Regions from separate parts of the Homo sapiens genome. Here region 2 is linked to region 1. Evidence: read pairs that join two places in POLR2A ChIA-PET (ENCODE). Cell type or tissue: Caco-2. All regions are shown on one strand. Links, peaks and the distances in the headings refer to the core of each region. The heading gives the core; the rest is flanking DNA.

The links. ChIA-PET counts read pairs that join two places held together with the same protein. Peaks named below come from ENCODE experiments on the same cell type or tissue, not always from the same donor. Only the 100,000 strongest peaks of a DNase experiment are listed, where the experiment ranks them.
Region 2: POLR2A ChIA-PET joins it to region 1 with 11 read pairs; 11 of 35 experiments call an interaction of 5 or more read pairs at or near these places.

Annotation. Positions count from the first base shown.
Region 1 is chr1:151,493,253-151,496,164 of GRCh38, reverse strand. No RefSeq gene overlaps it. Among named protein-coding and RNA genes, the nearest start is that of CGN, 17 kb to the left of the region's middle. In Caco-2, for the core only: no CTCF peak of the experiment used is centred there; a DNase peak (open chromatin) is centred at 1,304.
Region 2 is chr1:151,545,950-151,548,861 of GRCh38, reverse strand. The region is part of intron 1 of TUFT1 (tuftelin 1); the gene reads right to left. Among named protein-coding and RNA genes, the nearest start is that of MIR554, 1.6 kb to the right of the region's middle. RefSeq lists an enhancer at 1,416-1,934. In Caco-2, for the core only: no CTCF peak of the experiment used is centred there; a DNase peak (open chromatin) is centred at 1,541.

The sequences.
Region 1 (2,912 bases), core at 206-2,705:
TGGGATTACAGGCGTGAGCCACTGCTCCTGGCGTGAAGTATTATTTTTATTATTGGCTGAAGTACCAGATATAAGTTGGTCAAGTAACAAATGCTTATTGATTATCTACTGTGTGTCAGGTAACGTTTGTATTAGTTTCTATGGCTGCTATAACAAAGTACCACAAATTTAGTGGCTTAAAAAACACAAATTTATGCCTGAGTGCAGTGGCTCATGCATGTAATCCCAGAACTTGGGAGGTCAAGGTGCAGGGATTGCTTAAGGTCAGGAGTTTAAGACCATTCTGGGCAACGTAGTGAGACCCCATCTCTACAAAAAGTACAAAAAGTAGCCGGGCATGGTGGCATGTGCCTGTATCATTTTAGAATAAGGGAGTTGAGAGACTTGATAGATTTGTGTCTCTCAAGTTTTGTAGCACATCAGGGGGACTAAGAAATAGAAGCCTCGGGCCAGCAGAGTGGCAGAACAACTGGCTTCCCTAGGAGAAAGTTGTCTTTCTCTCTATAGGAGAGGGAGGATTTCCTGTAGATTGAAGCGGAGAAGGAAAGGCTGGTCTCAAGGAGAAAGTCAACTAGATAAACAAAGAATTACAAAAAGCTTACAAAAGAATGCAACATTCTCACTCCAGCTAAGCAAAGACTTTTTCCTCATTTCTCCCCTCAGGAGTGGGAGAGGCTAGTTTATTCTGGTGTGTGGCTAGAAATTCTACAATGACACTCTTTGTATCTAGTCTCCCTAGGCTGTCCTTTGTTTTCCCCAAAATGATTATTCAGTTTTTTTTTTTCTAGAAATGACTTTCTCTTTGACTGCAAAGATGAATTAGATAAATTTATATGTGCAAGTTAATAAATTAAGTATCCAAACTCTGTGATTATAAAAAGTTTACATATAAGATTTTTCCTTTTCATAAACAGCCCTACTGAGGTGTAACTGACAAACAGTAAACTGCACAAATGTAAAGTGTGCAATTTGATAGTTCTGACATATGTATGCATCCATGAAATTTTTACCACAATCAAGATAATGAGCATATCCATCTACCAGAAACTGGGTGTTGGAGAGTGGGGGTGGATATGTTCTCCTTAGGTTTTGACCTCTTATTACCAGCTCACAAATTTGTACTCTGAGTAATGAGACAAGATGAGTCATTCATAAAAAATTTTTTCTACAGAAGTGGGCAGAAAAAAAAAAAAACTTCCCACCCACTTGGCAGGTGATCAGTAGCTCATTAACCTAAATCATGTCACCACACTGTCACTCTTTCTTCATTGTATACAGGCTGGAATGCAAACGGCTGGGAAAAGCACCCAGCTGGTGTCCCAGGCCAGCTCTTGGCTGCCTATATGGAAGCAGGAGGGGATTTCTGACCTCAGTCCCCTAACAGGCCTGCCCTCCAATAGTCTAAACTCACTGGGTACCATAGCATTCAGCCCAGAGCTAGCAGGCCTAAGTCTCTTCCTTACCTCTAGCTCATAAATCTTCCTCATGGTCTAAAAGAAAGAGATACTTATCCCTAATTCTATTTTTTAAAAATATATTTGCCAGATGTGGTGGCTTATGCCTGTAATCCCAGCACTTTGGGAGGCTGAGGCAGGTGGATCACTTGAGGTCAGGAGTTCGAGACCAGCCTGGCCAACATGGCAAAACCCTGTATACTAAAACTACAAAAATTAGCTGGACATGGTGGCGTGCACCTGTAATCCCAGCTACTCAGGAGGCTGAGGTGGGAGAATCACCTGAACTCGGAGGCAGAGGTTGCAGTGAGCCAAGATCGTGCCACTGCACAACAGAGTGAGACTCTATTTCAAAAAAAAGAAAATTATATAGATAAAAAATGTTTTTAGTTTTTTTGTTTTTTTTTTGGTACAGATGGGGGCTCATTATGTTGCTCAGGCTGATCCCGAACTCCTGGCCTTAAGTGATCTTCCCACCTCGGCCTCCCAAAGTGCTAGGATTACAGGTATGAGCCACCACACCCAGTGTATCCTTATTCTACAGCCAGCCTCTCTTCCTAGTGTCTAGACTTAATTCCTGAGCTCTATTATTCAGCAATATTTATCGAACACCTACCAGGTACCAGGCACTGTTCTAGGCTCTTGGAATATAGCAGAAGTCAACAATAGGCAGCAATCCCTGCCTTCATGAGCTTACTTCCTACTGAGTGAGGAAACTAAAGGCCAACATCTTAATTCCACCTTCTGGAAGTAACATCTGAGTTACCTTCTGCCCTCAAAAAGGTGTAGAGAAGAATCTTATCCTTATCCTAACCCTTTTGCAACTTGTAACTTGTAGCTGCTCTGCTTTTTTTTTTTTTTTTTTTTTTTTTTTTTGAGACAGAGTCTTGCTCCGTCGCCCAGGCTGGAGTGCAGTGGCGCAATCTTGGCCCACCTCCTGGGTTCAAGAGATTCTCCTACCTCAGCCTCCCAAGTAGCTGGGACTACAGGTGTGTGCCATCACACCCGGCTAACTTTTGTATTTTTGGTAGAGATGATGTTTCATCATGTTGTCCAGGCTGGTCTTGAACTCCTGACCTCAGGAGATCTGCCCGCCTCAGCCTCCCAAAGTGCCGGAATTACAGGTGTGAGTCACCGCACCTGGCCATATTTCTTTCCTTTCTATTCACCATCTTCAAGCAGTTTATATGCAGTAATTCCAAGTTCCCTTGTCCCTCACCTGCAGTTGAGCTTGGAAACTGAAGGCTTTTCTGAGTCCTCCTTCTACCGGATGTCTCTTGTGCTTCTGCTCCCTATTTTTTCACACTCTTTTCTCCTTGGATTTCTATACCACTGCTCTATTATTTTCTACAGCTCTAGCCCTCCCCTGTCCCTGTGGGTACTTTTTTCCTTTCTCAGCTATTCCCCATAGCTGTGAAAAAGCTCTTTCCTTTCCTCTGCCCTCCACTCTTCCCCTTC
Region 2 (2,912 bases), core at 87-2,586, 53 kb before region 1:
CCCAGCTCTCACTCCCCAGGTTTTACAGGGGTCACTAGGACTGGGTAGGAGTCAAGTGTAAGGTTCTTTCTAAGAGGAAGTAAAGGAAGTGGAGATTGCCCCTGAGCTGGAAACCAGCAACCTTAATTCATCTTCACCCTGTATCCCACTCTTCCCTCACTTTGCCCCTCAATCCCACCCACTTTCCCACCCCAAGTGTACATGGCCTCTCAAGCTGCTGGAGGAGCAGTCACTTCAGTTTCCCCACTTTGAAAAATGGGAGGCTGGGCACGGAGGCTCAAGCCTGTAATCCCAGCACTTTGGGAGGCCAAGGCAGGCGAATCACGAGGTTAAGAGATTGAGATCATCCTGGCCAACAGGATGAAACCCCATCTCTACTAAAAATACAAAAATTAGCTGGGCGTGGTGGCGCACGCCTGTAGCTCCAGCTACTTGGGAGGCTGAGGCAGGAGAATCACTTGAACCTGGGAGGTGGAGGCTGCAGTGAGCCAAGATTGGGCCACTGTACTCCAGCCTGGTGACAGAGCAAGACTCCGTCTCAAAAAAAAAAAAAAAAGAAAAGAAAAAGAAAAAAGAAAAGTAGGAATAGCCAGCCCCTTGTAACAATGGCACCCAAGTGATCAGGATGAAGGAAGTCCCATAAACTCAAAGAACAGAGCCGGATGGGATAGGTGGGTACCTACCCTCTCTACCCTCTCCTTGAGTGAGGCTCGCACCCGACTCAGCTCATCAGTCTCAGGTACATGGTCCTGCCTTCTGCAGTGCTGCCTAGGCCAGAGATGGCCCTTTGTGGAGTATGACACAAAGAATCACTCCCTTTCTTCCTCCCCAGATTAGCCAACAAAACAGGTGTTTGATTTTTATGTGGCTGCCTACCCAGAGGCATGGGCTGGACAGGCACTATGTAGAGGGCTCACCAGGGTTACTGTGAGGTGAAATGAGAAAAAGGATTTGAGGTGGCACCCTACATGGGGCAGCCTTTCTCATTACTTGGAGCCCTAACAAAGGAAAACACTAGGGCCTAGCAGTGACAGTGTGTCTGTAGAGGGAAGTGAGCTCCTGAACCAACTCTGAAGGAGACACCCACTTGCTAAGCCAGTCTCACTCTAGGACACCTGCCTAGCGACCAGCAAACCTGGAATGAAAGGGCAAGTTCCTCAGTGCCCCCTCTGCATCAAAGGGAGTGGCTCTGCCCTCTCTAGTCTCTGACTACCTGCTTAGTGATTTTTGCTTCTGTGCTCCCAGACCCAAGAAAACCACGTCTCTTTTCTTCCTTCATCGACTCATCCCCTTCTTACCCTATATTGTCTCCTCCACTTCCTGCCTCTGCTGGCCAGGCTTAAATCTGGGCCACCAGCCTTCCTGGCACATACCTATTTCCGCAACTGAACCTTCCCAACCCCTAGAAAACAAAGGTATTTCACAAGCCTCTGCACCTTGACCCAAAGAGGCATGCACCATAATTACTAGCAGGCAAGGAAGCTCATCCCACCTCTCTGAGCACACGTGTCTGGAACTGAAACCATCTGGGTGCACGCCCCCCTCCACCCTGGAGAACTATGGGCAAATGTTAGTGCCAAATGCCTGATGATGAGGTAACTCTCCTCGCTCAGAGGAGATCCCTCCTTCTCTGGCAAAGCCCAGCATTCCCCAAATTCCTGGCAGCCTTGGTGACATCAGAAAAATGCAGTGCTCCTGAAAGTAAGAACCTGGCAATAAATGGGAGAGATGGGATGGTGTGAGGAGAAATTTATGGGCTGAGTTTAGGACAAGTTTCATGAGTAGAAGGAACAGGCAGCCACCAAACTTGAAAGGCTCCTCTGCCCAGCAGTTTTTCCCCACACTCAGATGTCACAGAACCAGGACTTCCACATTTTAGAATACATTCAGTCCTCTGGAGTAAGCAGCAATGGCTACAGATGAATCCTCCTTTAAAATGCAAATATTCTGACCCAGCAATCCCACTCCTAGGTATTCCTCTCCAAGAGAAATGAAAATATATTTCCACACAAAAACTTGTACACCAAAGTTCGTAGCAGCATTATAAATGATAGCCAAAAAGTAGAAAGAACCCAAATGTCCACCAACATTTATCCATGACGAACACAGTTGTAATACATCTAAATAATGGAATATTATTCAGCCATAAAAAGGAATGAAGTACTGATTCACATTACAACATGGATGAACCTTGAAAACATCATTCTAATAAAAGATGCCAGTCACAAAGGATCACATACCGATGATTACATTTATATTAAATATCCACAATAGGTAAATCCATAGAGAAAAAAAGTAGACTGGTGGCTGCCTAGGGCTGAGAGAGATTGGGGGGAAATGGGGAGTGACTGCTAATGGGTCAGGATTTCTTTATAAGGTAAGGAAATGTTCTAAAATTGATTTATTGATGATTGCACAACTCTGTGAATGTACTAAAAACCACTGAGTTACATACTTTAAATGGGGTATATGAATTATATCTCAATAAAGCTGTTCATAAAAAATTATATGAAGCTCATGGTAAGGCTTCAATAAATCACAATTCTAATTTAAAAAATAAAAGAGAGTGAGGCTCTGGAAAGACTTGGCATTAAACTACTTGAGCTTCTGAGGTCCTAAAGGAATGTCACCTATTCCACAGTAAAGACAAGTCTTCAGATTGCAGCTGATAAAAAAATTCCAAGTCCACCCGGGTGTTGGAGAACCTCTCTGGCCAAGACAAATCCAAAAAAAGAAAAAGAAAAAGAGAGAGAGGATGAAAAAAATGCAAATAGTTCCCAATTAATGTAGATAAATTTTAAAATGCATTAAAGTAATGGTAAAGACAATAAAAAGATGCTGTAGAAAAAAAAAAAAAAGAAAAAAATGCAAATATTCGAAAGAAAGATAAAACTGATATATTACTTAAAGAA